Linked DNA regions of Homo sapiens: all the other regions are linked to region 3. Evidence: read pairs that join two places in POLR2A ChIA-PET (ENCODE). Cell type or tissue: CD4-positive, alpha-beta T cell. All regions are shown on one strand.

Region 1 (5,000 bases), 170 kb after region 3:
CTTCCAGGCCTTGAAGCTGCTGCCCACAGTTCTGCTCTGAGAACACAGAGGGCCCAAGAACAGCCGGTGTCCCAGGGCTGCCCAGTGAGGAGGGAAGAGCGAGAGAGTATTCTTGCTGTCAAGACTGGGAAATGAGGGCCACGATTCAAAGCCTTGCTTCCTAGGGAGAAATCTCACCCAATGTCCAGGTTTGCAAATGCAGCAGACACATTTGTGGGTGGGTCAGATTCTGTCCAGAGATACCAGAATGTCTATCCCTGTACACCCCCACCTCTGGCATGGGACAGCCCTTCCCTGCACACAAATGGGTTATCAATTATGTCCAATGAATGGCCTCACGAGAGTCCTGTTGCGGAAGGGATCTTCCGCTTATCTCCTGTAAAGCACAGAGCCACGCTCAGAACCTACGGACTGTGGTCGCCTGCAGGCCAGCCATGGGCTTTCCTTTCATCCTTACACTTAGATTTTGAAGCCTCGCCTTTGAATCAGAAGCAGGCTGCTGTCATTCCAGAGGCCGCTGTTCATCTCTGGCTTCCTCCCAGATGCCCAGGTGCCCCGGGTGCCTGGGCTGCCTAGGCCAGGGCACCCGCCTTAGGAGCAAATGGAAATGCATCTTCCTCGGCTTGTTTGCCCTCCTGTAACCCCTTCCCTCTTGCCTTCGGTCAGGGCCTGCTGTCTTGCACGCACCAGTGCTTAGTGCCATGGTGGAACCGAGGCGGGGAGGACGCAGGAGGACTGGCACAGGAGGGGGGGCACCGCCCGGGAGCTTCCCCTGCGTCAAAGCAGCTTCCTCAGTGAGCTCCAACACAGACCCTTGCTGGCCTCAGTCTCTGGAAAGACTGACAGCACCACCCTAGTTCCTGGGCCTTGGAAAGGCCAAAGCCACGAGCAGGCAGCCACTGTTCGGCAGGAGAGCTAGAGATGCTATTGCCCACAGACATCAAAGCAGGGGTGCCGTCTTCCGTGTGCATGCTGGGACGGGTCTTGGAGGCCCAGATTAGCTCCTGGCTTGAACTTGTACCACCCTTACCTGAAAATTGGGTCTGTACCAAAGCTCATCTGCACGCCCCTTTAGGGCAGGGACCAGGCCCCCTCTGTGTGGCCCTAGCACCTGGCCAAGTGCAGGTGGCTGCGGGTTGAGTTGAGCTGCTATTTGCTGATGGGAATTTGGGGGCCTGTCGCTTGTCCTCTTTGAGCCTCCATTTCCTGGCCTGTCAAATTGGGGCAATGCTCCTGTTATCCACACAGTGTCATTTAAGGGTGACATTAGAGATGGCATGAAGTGCCCAGCACAGAGCAGGTGCTCACAGGCTGTTGGGTCCCCACCCTACTGACACACCAAGCACACGTCTGCCCTGCCATGGTGGGGAGCAAACAATGTTATGGTTCCGACTCCCCGGGAGGCCAGGCCGGGCATTTCACTGTAGGATGTTGAAGCCGCAGGCAGTCGTCGCTGCGAGAAGAGAGCCTGGCTCTGATGTCCACTGTCTTCCAGGGAGCCTGGTGGGAAGGAAGGAGTGGGCAGCGGCCCCTCGCTCTGCGGGCCTCTCCTGCCCTTTGTACTCCACGAGGTGTGAGGAAGTTGCCGGGTCACCCAGCAGAGGGAGAGGTGATGTCCCCTCTGTTCTTCCTAATTTGTAGCTAATCAGATTCTGCCTGCAGCCAGGCTCTCTGGGGATGAATCTAATAAAGGAGGCGGCGACCTGGAGAGGAGGACAGACAACAAGTGACCAGGGGGGACAGCACTTCTTTCAGTACATTTTCCTGTTAGACTCGGGGTATTAGAGACCCAAAGATACCCAAGGAGGAGTGAGAGCGTCCCTGCCTTCGAGGAGCAGACAGGGCACCGCGAGGGTAAGGAGGCTCCGGGAGAGCCTGGGGACAGAGTGATCTGCGCACCGCGGTGCCTGAGGAGTGGAGGCAGGGGTGTGGGCCCACAGCAGGGAGCCAGGCTGGGCCATGTCCTTGGATTCTGTGAGCCCAGGCGTCTCCTCTAGAGGGCCTAGCAGGAACAGTGGGGGCTGCAGATGGAAACGGGCAGGATCATGCCATGCAGTTGGCATTTCACTGGCACTCGGGGGCACTTACGCAGGGGACAGCATGATGTTGGGAGCTGGCTTTGTCCCTGGCATGTCTGTCACGTTGAAGAGGGAGAAGCTGCAGGCCCTGACTTGGGTGGGGCAGTGAGGATGCTCAGGAGGGAAGTGAGGGGAGGGGTGCCAGCATGCGGCGGCCTGGGCAGCCTTCTGTGGAGGAGCTGAGGTGTCACCTGGGCCCGGAAGAAGGGCAGCCCTGCTAGCTAGTGGGGAGGGCATGAGAGAACTTGGCGACGATGGGAGAGAAGGTGACTTGGGACGAGCTGGGTTTGAAGCGTCTGTGGGATGTCCAGGTAGAGATGAGTAGTGAACCGTCAGAAATGGGGCTTGAATTTGGGGTGGCGGGGACAGAACTGATACCCGTGTAGGTGACAGATAAGGACAGAGGCAGGAGTTCCAAAAATAGGATTTATTGTTGGCTGGGGCTTCTGGAATCCCGTATTCCCGTCCACCCTGGGAATGTGGATTGGAGCTATGTTTCTGGGAGATGATTTGATGGAATGTGTCAGAAGTCTAAAACAGAACCTAGCCCTTGTTTCAGGATTCCCTGCAGAGAAGTTTGCAGATGACCACATCCTGTTGTTTATTTGGTGGAAAACTGAAATCGAAAGCTAGCTAAATGCTGAACAATGGGAACTAGTTGGCTAAAAAATGGCCGTGCAATGCAAGAGTGTGAGGTTACGAAAATGATGATGTGGGCGCGTATCCATTGACACAAACATCCATGTGTGCTACGCCCTCAGTTAAAAAGCAGGTTAGAAAATGGAATAAATGATCCTGCTTCTATAAAAGGATGCATATGTGTTTTAGGAAGAAGGTGTGTGAGGATATAGATCAAATTCTGATGGCCTGTCATTTTACCTTTTTTGCTGATCCATATTCTACTGCAGTGCGTGTGGATTATTAGCACACACACACACCCTTTTTTTTTTAATTAAAAAAAATTTTTTTTGAGACAGAGTCTCATTCTGTCACCCAGGCTGGAATGCAGTGGTGCGATCTTGGCCCACTGCAAACTCTGCCTCCTGAGCTCAAGGGATTCTAGTGCCTCAGCCTCCCAAGTAGCTGGGATTACAGGTGTGAGCCACCATGCCCGGCTAATTTTTATATTTTTAGTAGAGATAGGGTTTCACCATGTTGTGGCTGGTCTTGAACTCCTGGCCTCAGGTGATCCACTCGCCTTGGCCTCCCCAGGTGCTGGGATTATAGGTGTGAGCCATCGCACCCGGCCCACACACACACCCCCCCTTTAATGGTGGAGTTGCCAACAGTTGTCCGATGTGGCAGAGAGAACTGGGGAGCAGAGAAGGAGCCCATCACTGGGAGGGACTGAAAACCAGCTCCTGGGCACTGCAGGGCAGAGCGTGTGCCGGGTGTGAAGGGGGTCAGTGCCCCTGTGCTGGCCACTGTCCCCCTAGTTCTGATACAGTTGCTGCCAGGAGAGGCTGGACCGTGGCAAGGGGCCAGTGGGGAACCGGGGCGGGATGGGGGGCAGCAGCAGTGCTCTGGGGTCTGCTTGTGGTGGCCATGGTGGTGGCAGTTGCAGTGGCAACTGTGGGCCATGGCAGCACTTTTCCGTGGCGCACAGGCCGCTGCCGGGTGAGGGGAGAGCCCCGCTTGTTCTCCTCCTGCCGCCTCTCCTCCCATCCCCAGCTGCTGGGTGCTCTCCGGCCGGCATGAAGCTGTGCAGGCACTGGGCACTCCCTTGGGCTCTTAGCGGGGCCTTCTCATTGCTGCTTCGCTAGGAACCACCCGCTCTCCTTTCCTCCTGGAGGGCCACGTGGGGCCGAGCACCTGGGACAGCCGTGCTGAGCTCTACCCGGCCCCTTCGCAGGCCTCGTTTCTGGGGGCCTTCAGTTTTGGAAACCTCCCTGAGGGCCCCTCTAGAGTGCGGGTCCGCCCCGCCCCTGGTGTGGAGGGGAAGTGCCCTGTCCCTGTGTGCTGACAGGTCCCTGTGTGCAGCATGGTCGGGGCACTTCTACTCTGCAGGCGCGGCCGGGCGGGGAGCGGGGTGGGGGGCGGGCGGGGGCGTGGGGGGAGCGGGGCTGGCTCTCCTGGGTGTGGGGTGGGGAGGCCTCCTCATCGCCAGCATGGAGTTAAAAACCAGGATGGGGGAGGGAGACTTCCCATTTCTCCCGAGATGTACTTCATGACGCGTCTGGAGAAAAGGTGTGACCAGCCCCTTCCTTCCCGTCAAGGAGCGCGCTTGCCTGTGTAACTCACCTGTAAAGCCCACCCAGGGAAGGCCAGGGCCTCATGAAACAGAAAACAAAGCCGGGCACTGGGCCCTTGAGCTCACTAGAATTTGGGGTATCTTTCCTTGCACCCTCACCGCATATGGAACTCCTGGCGTCGTGTCCCAGGTCACGCCTGTCCCCGTGGGGAGGCTGGGCCCCTCCCCCCAGCCACTCCCGAGACTTGAGACCTCTGCCTCAGGACGATGGGTGGGAAGGGGCTTGCGGGTAGGAGAGCGAGCGCTGCTTCCAGCGGGAGCCTCGGGGGAGGGTGGCGGGGCCGCCGTGGGAGGAGCCGCGCCGCATCTCAGGCGCAGTCTCTAGGGGCTGTGCGCATCCGTGGGGGGGACATGCGCATCTCAGGGGGGCTGCTCGCATCTGGGGGTGCTGTGTGCATCTCGGGGGGGCTGTGCCCATCTAGCGGGGTGGCTGTGCGCATCTGGAGGGGGCTGTGCGCAACCCGGGGGGGGTGTTGCGCGCATCTAGCAGGGGCGGCTGTGCGCATTTCGGGGGGGGCTGTGCATATCTGGGGGGACCGTGCTTATCTCCGGGGGCGGCTGTGCGCATCTTGAGGGGTGTGTACATCTCGGGGGGCCTGTGCGCATCTTGGGGGGCTGTGTGCATCCGCGGGGGCTGTGCGCATCTCGGGGTGCTGTGCGCTGCTCCTCTG
Region 2 (5,000 bases), 180 kb after region 3:
CATTCGATTCTCCTAAGGAGCATGCAACCTAGATCCCTCGCATGCGTAGTTCATAATTAATAGGGTCTGCACTCCTATGAGAATCTAATGCTGCAGCTGATCTGACAGGAGGCGGAGCTCAGGTGGTCATGCTCACCCGCTGCTGCTCACCTCCTACTGTGCAGCCAGGTTCTAACAGCCACAGACCCATACTGGTCTGTGGCCCTGGGGCTGGGGACCTCTGACTTACTTAAAGCAATTTAAAAACTCACCAGAGCTCACTATTTAAAGGGACCCAACAGCAAATCCTCTAATAAGGTAACAGGAGTCCCTGCTTCCCCGCGTTGGTCTCAACTTTGTCTTCTGCATTGTAGCTGGTCTCTAACGTGTAGGAGCCAGAACGGAGAGGTCTTTCCTTAGGGCACCTGTAGAGTCCCTCCTGAATCAAGGCTTCCATGTGGACCTTTATTTTTATTTTATTTTTTTGAGACGGAGTTTCGCTCTTGTTGCCCAGGCTGGAGTGCAATGGCGCAATCTCAGCTCACTGCAACCTCCGCCTCCTGGGTTCAAGCGATTCTCCTGCCTCAGCCTCCTGAGTAGCTGGGATTACAGGCATGCGCCACCACACTCAGCTAATTTTGTATTTTTAGTAGAGATGATGGGGTTTCTCCATGTTGGTCAGGCTGGTCTTGAACTCCCTACCTCAGGTGATCCACCCGCCTTGGCCTCCCAAAGTGCTGGGATTACAGGTGTGAGCCACCACGCCCAGCTGAGTGTGGACCTTTATTTACTGAAAAGCATTCAAAGCACAAGGCTTGATACATGTCACAAACTGGTTCCTCAGTCAGCATCTCATTTCTGTTTTTTTTTTTTTTTTTTTTTTTTTTGCACCAGCCTCTGAATCTTATGGGTCTCTGTGAATATTGAAGTGATCCCAGTCACCAAGGGATGATGCCTCCCTCTCCAGCCAGCCACTTCACCTCTTCCTCTACGAATCTCTGGCTGGATAATAGCAGGGACCTCATTTTCTTACTGGGGTCCCAAAGCGACTCCTCTTGACTGTGGCATAGAGTTATTTCTCCAAACAAGCACGCGGCATTTCCCAAGCCATCCTCCTGGACCCAGCGCCTGCACTCCGTGGGGCGCCATTCGGGTTGCTTGCTCTTTTCAGACCATCCCTTCTGAGAGAGGAGGCAGCGTGGTGGAGGGAAGAGCTGTCAGTGTGGCTGATTCAGAGGCCTACCTGTGCCTCTGTGACCCTGAGCAACTTCAGCTCTCAGGATCTGCTTCTGCATTTGTTTTGGAGACAGCAGTGTCGTCTGTCGAGGTGTGAGGAATACATTAGGGAACACATGTGAAGTCCCTATCACAGTGTCTGGGACACAATGGACCTCCCAAGAGGATGGCCTGTTAGAATGGACTCTGAGCACCTTCTCTTCTATGTGGGCCCTCTCTTCATCACAGGGCCTTCCAGACATGATACCTGTTATCAGTGCCCCATCTTATTCCTGAGAATGGAATAACTCAGCTGCCAAGACTCCAAGCTCCTCCAACTTGTTTTTAAAGCTGAAAGAGGGTGACTCCATTCCCCGCTGGTTCGCCTACCCATTCCCAGCCGACCGCAGGGGAGTTTGGCCACCATGTGCACGTGCGTACTGTGTCTGCCTGCAGTTACCAAAAGGTACCCATGAGCAGATATCCAGGGGAAGAAAGTCTGACTTACTTAGTGCTTCGGAGGATCTACACAGACTTCTGCTGAGTTTGCTGTTTGCTTCTACTCTGAGTAGCTTTTTATTAAGGTTGAGGGTAAATTCTTTTTAAGAAGTATTAATATTTTAAATGAATCACTCCTTTTCCTTTCCTCCAATGTCCCAGGACTTCTTAAAAAGCTGGGGGTTTGGCCAGGTGTGGTGGCTCATGCCTGTAATCCCAGCACTTTGAGAGGCCAAGGCGGGAGGACAGCTTGAGGCCAGGAGTTCAAGACCAGCCTGGGCAACATAACAAGACTCCATCTCTGCAAAACAAAACAAAAGTTAGCAGGGCGTGGTGGCATGCACTGTGGTCCCAGGTACTTGGGAGGCTGAGGTGGGTGGGTCACTTGAGCTCAGGAGGTTGAGGCTGCAGTGAGCTATGATCACACCACTGCACTCCAGCCTGGGTGACAGAGTGAGACTCCATCTAAAAACAAAACAAAACATCTAGGTCGGGCACAGTGGCTTATGCCTGTAATTCCAGCACTTTGGGAGGCTGAGGTAGGTGGATCACTTGAGGTCAGGAGTTTGAGACCAGCCTTGGCAACATGGCGAAACCCTGTCTCTACTAAAAATACAAAAATTAGCTGGGCATGGTGGCGGGTGCCTGTAATTCCAGCTACTAGGGAGGCTGAGGCAGGAAAATTGTTTGAACCTGGGAGGAGGAGGTTGCAGTGAGCCGGGCTCACGCCATTGCACTCTAGCCTGGGTGACAGACTCTGTCTCAAAAAAAAAAAAAAAAAAAAAAAAAAAAGAAAGAAAAAATATAAATTAAAAAGCTGGGGTTTTGCCAATGACTTTTTTTTTTTTTTTGAGATGGACCCTCGCTGTGTCACCCAGGCTGGAGTACAGTGGCACGATCTCGGCTCACTGCAAGCTCTGCCTCCTGGGTTCATGCCATTCTCTTGCCTCAGCCTCCCGAGTAGCTGGGACTACAGGTGACTGCCACCACGCCTGGCTAATTTTTTGTATTTTGTTTAGTACAGACGGGGTTTCACCGTGTTAGCCAGGATGGTCTCGATCTCCTGACCTCGTGATCCGCCCGCCTCAGCCTCCCAAAGTGCTGGGATTACAGGCGTGAGCCACCGTGCCCGGCCCCGACTTACCCATTTTTTAATGAAATAACTGGAGCAGCCCAGGAATGGTTTTGAGATTGAGCAGGTGGCTGCTGCCAGAGTCCCCTCTTCTCTTTGAAGGCAACTGTGGCATCTAGGCTGGGCTGTGTGTTGCCTGCAGTTTGTCTGCTTCCCTAGGCTTTGGGAAATGCAGGTATGCACAGCAGGAATGTTTGTTTAGCACAAATCTGATGTCAAGAGGAAGTGGTCTCCCTCCTCGCTTGTCCCTGAAGTAAACACAGAGGTAGCAGTTAAACAGGAAAGGCTGCAGGCTCAGTGCTGCTCCCCCGCTTCCCCACTCCCTTTTAGATGGTATTGAGTCTCCAGCCAGTTGCAGGAAACCTGCCACTTTTCCATTCACAATGCAGCTGCCTAGCTCTCTATATGGTGAGGACTGGAGTTCGACCAGATTTCTGATGAAAAGACAAAGCCCCTGGAAGCAGTGGGCCTCCAGTTGTGACGAAGCCCTTAGGTCTGCAGTGGGAGCTGTGCCCTCTGCTCGCTACCCTCTCAGCATGCAGCCTCTAAACACAGCCACTCAAGCTGGCAGCCCACCTCAGCCTTGGCTTTGGTAGGGTGGCTGGATTGGGTGCAGCTTCAGCTACAAAATGAAACAAGAGCTCAGTGCTCCCTGGGTATAGCTAGAGAGAAACCTCTTCCAATGAAGAAAAAGCCCCCCTTTCTCAACAAATGTCACAGGCCTGTGCTGACAGCTCCTTAGAACGGCGTCTCTTGTCCACAGCTCTCTTGAGGGCCTACCACAGTGTCCAACTCTGAGGAGAGGAGGTGCTCAATAACGTGACCGAGCAAATAAATGCACAAAGGGGTGGCTCTGAATGTCCCACAAGAGACCAAGCAAATCATCGGGAATTTGGCCTTAGCCCTAACCTGCCCAATTCCTCCTGAGGGAGGGTGCCCCCATCACTGCATCCTCAGGAGGGTAAGCTTAAAAGCCAGCTCCCTGAAGAGGCTGTAATGGAAGGAGAAAAGCATCACAACACCATGGTTTTCCAAGTGTTAGCCATTTATAAATAAGTACATTTGCTTTCATACATACAGTTCCTTGTACAGATGACAATCTGTATACATGGGGCAGGAAAATGCATTCATTTGAACTTTTCACATCTATCTCACACAGCTCACATGTACAGACAATAAAACTGCTCAAGCAAGTACAGCAAAGGAAAATGTCTTTCCTTATACACAGGGGTAGATGCCTCTGTGGGGTGTGGGGCATCCCCACTGCACGGCTTCACAACTGTGTGGTGTTCAATATATCAGGAGAGAGAACAAACATGCATTGGATAATATACTGTACAGAGAAAGTCCTTTACATCTGAGTCATAGAAAACCTAAAGGAAAACTAAGTGCATTAAAGCTTTTTCCAGCAAGTGTCTTGAAAGGACAGCAAAGAGGAGGAAGAATCAAAATCATATTAGTACAAATCACTCTTTAATTGTAGACTGTACATGTCTGTACTAATTAAAATCATCTTGGATTTGGAGGAGACAGAACAGAGACAAAGATGCTGTGCTAGATGGAAAGGAGGCCACGCCTGAAAAGGCACCTGCCCTGAGCCTGATGAGGAACTGGCCTCACTCAGCAGGAATCAGCCAAAGGAAACAAAAAACAAAACAAAACCAGAACAGGAAGTGTAACTTACAGGATTTCCAAAATCACCTGTGAATGAAGTGGAGATCTGGAGCCGGCATCTCTTAACTTTTTTTTTCCCCCCAGTAAATTGGTATGCAATAAGGCAGGTACATTCAAGTACTGAATTTTCCAGAATTAACTCTTGTCTGGCGCTGGGGACCAAAGGGATTGAGTTGAGCCCCCTCTAACCAGACTTTCTGGTTAGCGATTAGCAAAAGAAAAATTCAGCCAGCAAGTGCTACAAAAACAAAGCAGCTAGGGCACTTCCGTTCCACAGAGTAGGTCTACCTGGAAAAATGAGCGCGGCGCTGGCCTGATCTCTACGCGTCCAGCGGCAGCCTGGCAAGTCAGCTCAGCGTCGGTATCAGAGTCAGCAGGAGGCAATGAGATGATGGGGTGAGGAAACATGAAAGTAACACTTGATTTTTGGTGTCCAATTATGCGTTCATTTGGTACTGACTTTCAAAGCTCTGACTGTGGCCACCATGTGGCCACAAGCATC
Region 3 (5,000 bases):
AGTTCAAAACTACGTATCAAGACCCTGATATGCCTGTCCAACATACTGAGACTCCATGTCTATTTAAAAAAAAAAAAAAAAGAAGCTGGCCAGGCAAGGTGGCTCACACCTATAATCCCAGCATTTTGGGAGGTCAAGCTGGGAGGATCACTTGAGCCCAGGAGTTCAAGACTGGCCTGGGCAACATGGCAAGATCCCATATCAATTAAAAAAAAATTTTTTTTTTTTTGAGACAGAGTCTTGCTCTGTGGCCCAGGCTGGAGTGCAGTGGTGCAATCTCACTGCAACCTCTGCCTCCTGGGTTCAAGCAATTCTCCTGCCTCAGCCTCCCGAGTAGCTGGGATTACAGGCAAGCACCACCCAGCCCAGCTAATTTTTGTATTTTAGTAGATGTTGTGTTTCACCATGTTTTCCCTAGGGTGGTCTTGAACTCCTGAGCTCAGGCAATCCACCTGCCTCGGCCTCCCAAAGTGCTAGGATTGCAGGCATTAGCCACCATGCCTGGCCAAAAAAATTTTTTAATGAAAAAAAAAATGCTCATTCACACTTAGAAAAAGGCCAACATTTATTGAACACTTAACTATTGCCAGGTGCTGTTTCAAGTGCTTAACATATATTAACTTAATTCTCAAAACAGCCGCATGTAATCGGTACTATCATTACCCCCATTTTACAGGTAAAGAAGCATGTACAAAGAGGTTAAGTTCTTGTCCAAGGTTGCTAGCTGTTGGCAGAGCTAGAATTTGGTCCCTAGCAGACTGGCTCCAAAGAGTGAAAAAATATAAATCGTTAATGGTGGTTGTATCTTAGGAGGTAGAATTAAATGGGAATTTTGTTGTTGTTGTTGTTGTTATTTATTTATGTAAGATTTGCCTTTTTAAAGACAATAAATGTTACCTTTTGGGCATACACAAAAAATAAAAAGAACAAAGAAGTAAAAATGCTATCCTGTTCACTGGCTGGACATAGAATAATTTCAGTTAAGAGTAGTGTGGCACCAGGCTGATGGCTCATACCTGTAATCCCAGCACTTCAGGAGGCCAAGATGGGAGGATCACTTGAGCCCAGGAGTTCAAGACCAGCCCTGTCAACATAGCAATACCCCATCTCTTCAAAACATAAAATAACCGGGCATGGTGGCATGCAAGGAGGCTGAAGCAGAAGGATTGCTTGAGCCTGAGAGGTTGAGGCTGCAGTGAGCGATGGTTGTGCCACTGCACTCCAGCTTGGCTGACAAAGACCCTGTTACACACACACACACACAAAAAAAAGAAAAGAAAAGAAAGAAAGAAAGGAAAGGAAAAGGAAAAGAAAAAGAGTATTGTGGATCTATCATCGCATTCCCTTTTGCCAGACTTATTTTCTGTGAAGAGAATGTCTCCAGAAGTGTCTTTGGGGATTCAAATAAGTCTGGGAATTGGGGGCTCTTCGAGTTTGAAAATTTATTGACTGCTATAAGTTTCAGAGAAAAAAAAGTAACTCAACCACATGGCTGAATTTCCACAGTTGGTTGGAGGCACAGCCTTTGCTGTTCCTCTTGGATTCAGCCAGGGCCTCTAGCAGAGGGGAGGTGGCTACGCACAAGAGTGCTTCTTATAACAGTCAAGACTGTGAACAGAGCCTATCACAGATACTTCTGTCCCACTAAAAGGACACTTGAAGGTAAGCCCAAGGTGGCTTCAAGACCTTGAATAATTTTATGTTGCTAAGACAATAACCAAAGATAAGGCAAAGCAAGCCAAGCCAGCACTGGACCTCATTCCTCTGACTTTAACATGCATCTGACTCCCAGACTCTCAGATGCTGTGAGACTAGCTTTTGGTTTTTTTTTAATTATGTCACCTGATAAAAGTAAAACATGGGGGCTGGGCACAGTGGCTCACACCTATAATCCCAGCACTTTGGGAGGCTGAGGCAAGAGGATCCCTAGGAGCCAGGAATTCAAAACCAGCCTTACACAGGAAGACCCCATCTCTCTCTCTCTCTTTTTTTTCTTTTTTCGGTGAGACGGAGTCTTGCTCTGTCGCCCAGGCTGGAGTGCAGTGGTGCGATCTTGGCTCACTGCAACTTCCGCCTCCTGGGTTCAAATGACTCTCCTGCCTCAGCTTCCCAAGTAGCTGGGATTACAGGCGCCCGCCACCACGCCCAGCCAATTTTTATATTTTTAGTAGAGACGGGGTTTCACCACATTGGCCAGGCTGGTCTCGAACTCCTGACCTTATGATCCACACACATCGGCCTCCCAAAGTGCTGGGATTACAGGCGTGAGCCACCGCGCCCGGCCGGGAAGACACCATCTCTTAAGAAAAGAAAAGAAAGAAAGAAAAAAGGAAAACATGATTACAGAATATAAAGCTCAGTAATAACATCACTACCCTGAGATAACCTGTTTTGATATTTTAGTACATTTCCTTCTAGTCTTTTTTAAAAAGTTCATATATATAATATGTTAAATAAATATATACATATCTATTTCAAAATTTGGACCACACTATACATGTAGTTTTGTATCTTTTTTCCCACTTAATGTTATATTCTAAACATTTTCTCTGACAAAAGATTCTTTAAAAAATAATTTTTAGTGGCAACATAATACCTTGGCATATGGATGTAACCATCTTTAATGTTTTTTTTTTGAGACGGAGTCTCGCTCTTGTGCCCCAGGCTGGAGTGCAATGGTGTGATCTCGGCTCACTGCAACCTCCACCTCCCGGGTTCAAGTGATTCTCCTGCCTCAGCCTCCTGAGTAGCTGGGACTACAGGCGCCTGCCACCATGCCTGGCTAATTTTTGTATTTTTAGTAGAGACGGGGTTTCACCATGTTGGCCAGGCTAGTCTCGAATTCCTGACCTCAGGTAATCCACCCGCCTCGGCTTCCCAAAGTGCTGGGATTACAAGCGGGAGCCACCGCACCCGGCCGTGACCATCTTTATTTGAATAGCTCAGGGTCTCTTTTCCAGATCTAGAGACAGCAGAACAAATTCAAGAAGGGTTCATTTCTGCCTTTCCTATTAACTGCAGGAGAGAGACTGCAGGGCACCACTAGGGGTCAGTGCAGAGCCATCATCACAGGAGCCTTTACTGTGCCTTACAGTAAGCATGTCTTGATGTAAGATAATTGGTTATGCAACAATCCATATTAATAAAGATTCTATATGCTACATTAGAGATCTATTCACATGACTAGCCATGTTCCCTTTAAGAGCAGACTCCCTTAGTACAGATTTCTCAGATTATAAATAAGATTCCTCCAAATTAATTTCCAAAACAGAGCTATTTTATAAACACCAAGGTCTATCAGTGTAAGACCTGTTCTTTCCTGCTTGGTATGAGATCATTTGTGCATAAAATACTTGGCCAAAGTGTTTTATAGGTTTGTTGGGAAAATCAAATAAATAACATGTAAACGTATCTTACAAATTATGAAGCCACATATAAACGTAAATTTGCTCTTTTTTAATGATAAGCAATTCAGATATTTGGGCAAGTGGCATGACCATGGATTATTTCACTGGTTTTCTTCCTCGTAGCCCTTGCTCTCCAGCTATTGACATCAGTGTGGAGTCAGTAATTCTTTTCTTAGAAGCTGAAGTTATCATTTACAGTAAATTTGGTTTTAGTTCTTTGTCATCCTTATTTACCTGAAGCTCCTTCAGGAAAATTACTCTGAGCTCAGAATTAGCTTAGATAACTTATAAATAGGTGTATAACAGGGATCAGAAAGCCACTCTAGGCCTGACATGCTTGACAGGCTCTGACGCAGGAGGTGGGAGTTCCTGGCCCTTCTAAACACAGATGTGACTATTAGGAGCAAAAGGTACCAAGGGCCCTATTTCCCACTGGCGAGGCTTCTTATTCAGCCCTCACTCTTCTTTCTGTTCACGTTTCCTCTTCAGTTCTCAGTGCCACATCATTTGGCATCAGAGATGAAAAGGATCTAGGGCTGGTTGTTCTCAGAACCAAGAAGCTTTCAAAACCAGCTTGTGGTAGCCCTTCTTGAGAGCAGCTCAGTCTTCTCATTGGTTCACTCTGACCAATCCCAGGATGCATAGGGACCCAGGCAAAGCAGGCCCTAGTAAGTCCCTTTTTTTTTTTTTGAAAGACAGAGGCTGGGCGCCATGGCTCATGCCTGTAATCCCAGCACTTTGGGAGGCCAAGATGGACGGATCACCTAAGGTCAGGAGTTCGAGACCAGCCTGGCCAACATGGCCAAACCTGGTCTCTACTAAAGATACAAAAATTAGCCGGGGTGGCACGGTGCAGGGCGGTATGGGGACGCCATGGCAGAGCTGCAGCAGCTGTGGGTGCAGGAGGTGGTGGACTCCATGGTGAAGAGTCTGGAGAGAGAGAACATCTGGAAGATGCAGGGTCTCATGTTCCGGTGCAGCACCAGCTGTTGTGAGGACAGCCAGGCCTCCATGCAGTAGGTGCACCAGTACATCAAAGCACTGCCATGTGCCTCTGGCTCAAGCCCGGGCTTTGCTCACCAGTGAGTTGGAGAAGTTCCGGCACCACCTGGCCCGGTGCGCCATGCATTGCAACAACAAAGCCAAAGATTCAATGGATACTGGGAGTAAGGAGCTTCAGGTGAAGCAGCAGCTGGACGGTTGTGTGACCAAGTGTGTGGATGACCACACGCACCTCATCCCAACTATGGCCAAGAAGATGAAGGAGGCTCTCTTATCCATTGGGAAATAACAGTCTTTGCCAGTGGCCACTGGGGCTGAGGGCAAGAATATATTTTTTATAAGGAATTGGGAATTTTAGTCTTTTAAGCAAAGTTTATGAAGAAATGAAGGATGGCCACAAGTGTAAGACATATGTCACTTGCCTCTGGACACTGGTTCTTTTATGTTTCAGTCCTAAAAAATGAAATGGAAAAAAGTGGTGCTAAATTGGGTCAGAGATATTACAGGAGAGTTTTAGAGCTTATATATCCTATGGCCAGTGCTTGTCCTGCCAGTAAGGATCTCCCCTGTAACAAGCCAGAGCCCTCCAAG

Evidence for each region. ChIA-PET counts read pairs that join two places held together with the same protein. Peaks named below come from ENCODE experiments on the same cell type or tissue, not always from the same donor. Only the 100,000 strongest peaks of a DNase experiment are listed, where the experiment ranks them.
Region 1: POLR2A ChIA-PET joins it to region 3 with 13 read pairs; 24 of 35 experiments call an interaction of 5 or more read pairs at or near these places.
Region 2: POLR2A ChIA-PET joins it to region 3 with 11 read pairs; 22 of 35 experiments call an interaction of 5 or more read pairs at or near these places.

What each region holds. Positions count from the first base shown.
Region 1 is chr17:63,437,581-63,442,580 of GRCh38, reverse strand. The region is part of intron 1 of CYB561 (cytochrome b561); the gene reads left to right. Among named protein-coding and RNA genes, the nearest start is that of CYB561, 6.2 kb to the left of the region's middle. RefSeq lists an enhancer at 4,194-5,000. In CD4-positive, alpha-beta T cell, no CTCF peak of the experiment used is centred here; DNase peaks (open chromatin) are centred at 2,270 and 2,730; H3K4me3 peaks cover 748 bases; H3K27ac peaks cover 2,829 bases.
Region 2 is chr17:63,426,555-63,431,554 of GRCh38, reverse strand. TANC2 (tetratricopeptide repeat, ankyrin repeat and coiled-coil containing 2) reads right to left here. Exons shown (of 28, transcript NM_001394998.1): 28 at 3,852-5,000. Among named protein-coding and RNA genes, the nearest start is that of CYB561, 17 kb to the left of the region's middle. In CD4-positive, alpha-beta T cell, no CTCF peak of the experiment used is centred here; no DNase peak of the experiment used is centred here; H3K27ac peaks cover 603 bases.
Region 3 is chr17:63,610,467-63,615,466 of GRCh38, reverse strand. It overlaps the pseudogene FAM136DP. Among named protein-coding and RNA genes, the nearest start is that of MAP3K3, 9.4 kb to the left of the region's middle. RefSeq lists enhancers at 3,860-4,360, 4,361-4,861. In CD4-positive, alpha-beta T cell, CTCF peaks have their summits at 2,836 and 3,035 (motif pointing right); DNase peaks (open chromatin) are centred at 3,046 and 3,956; H3K27ac peaks cover 1,712 bases.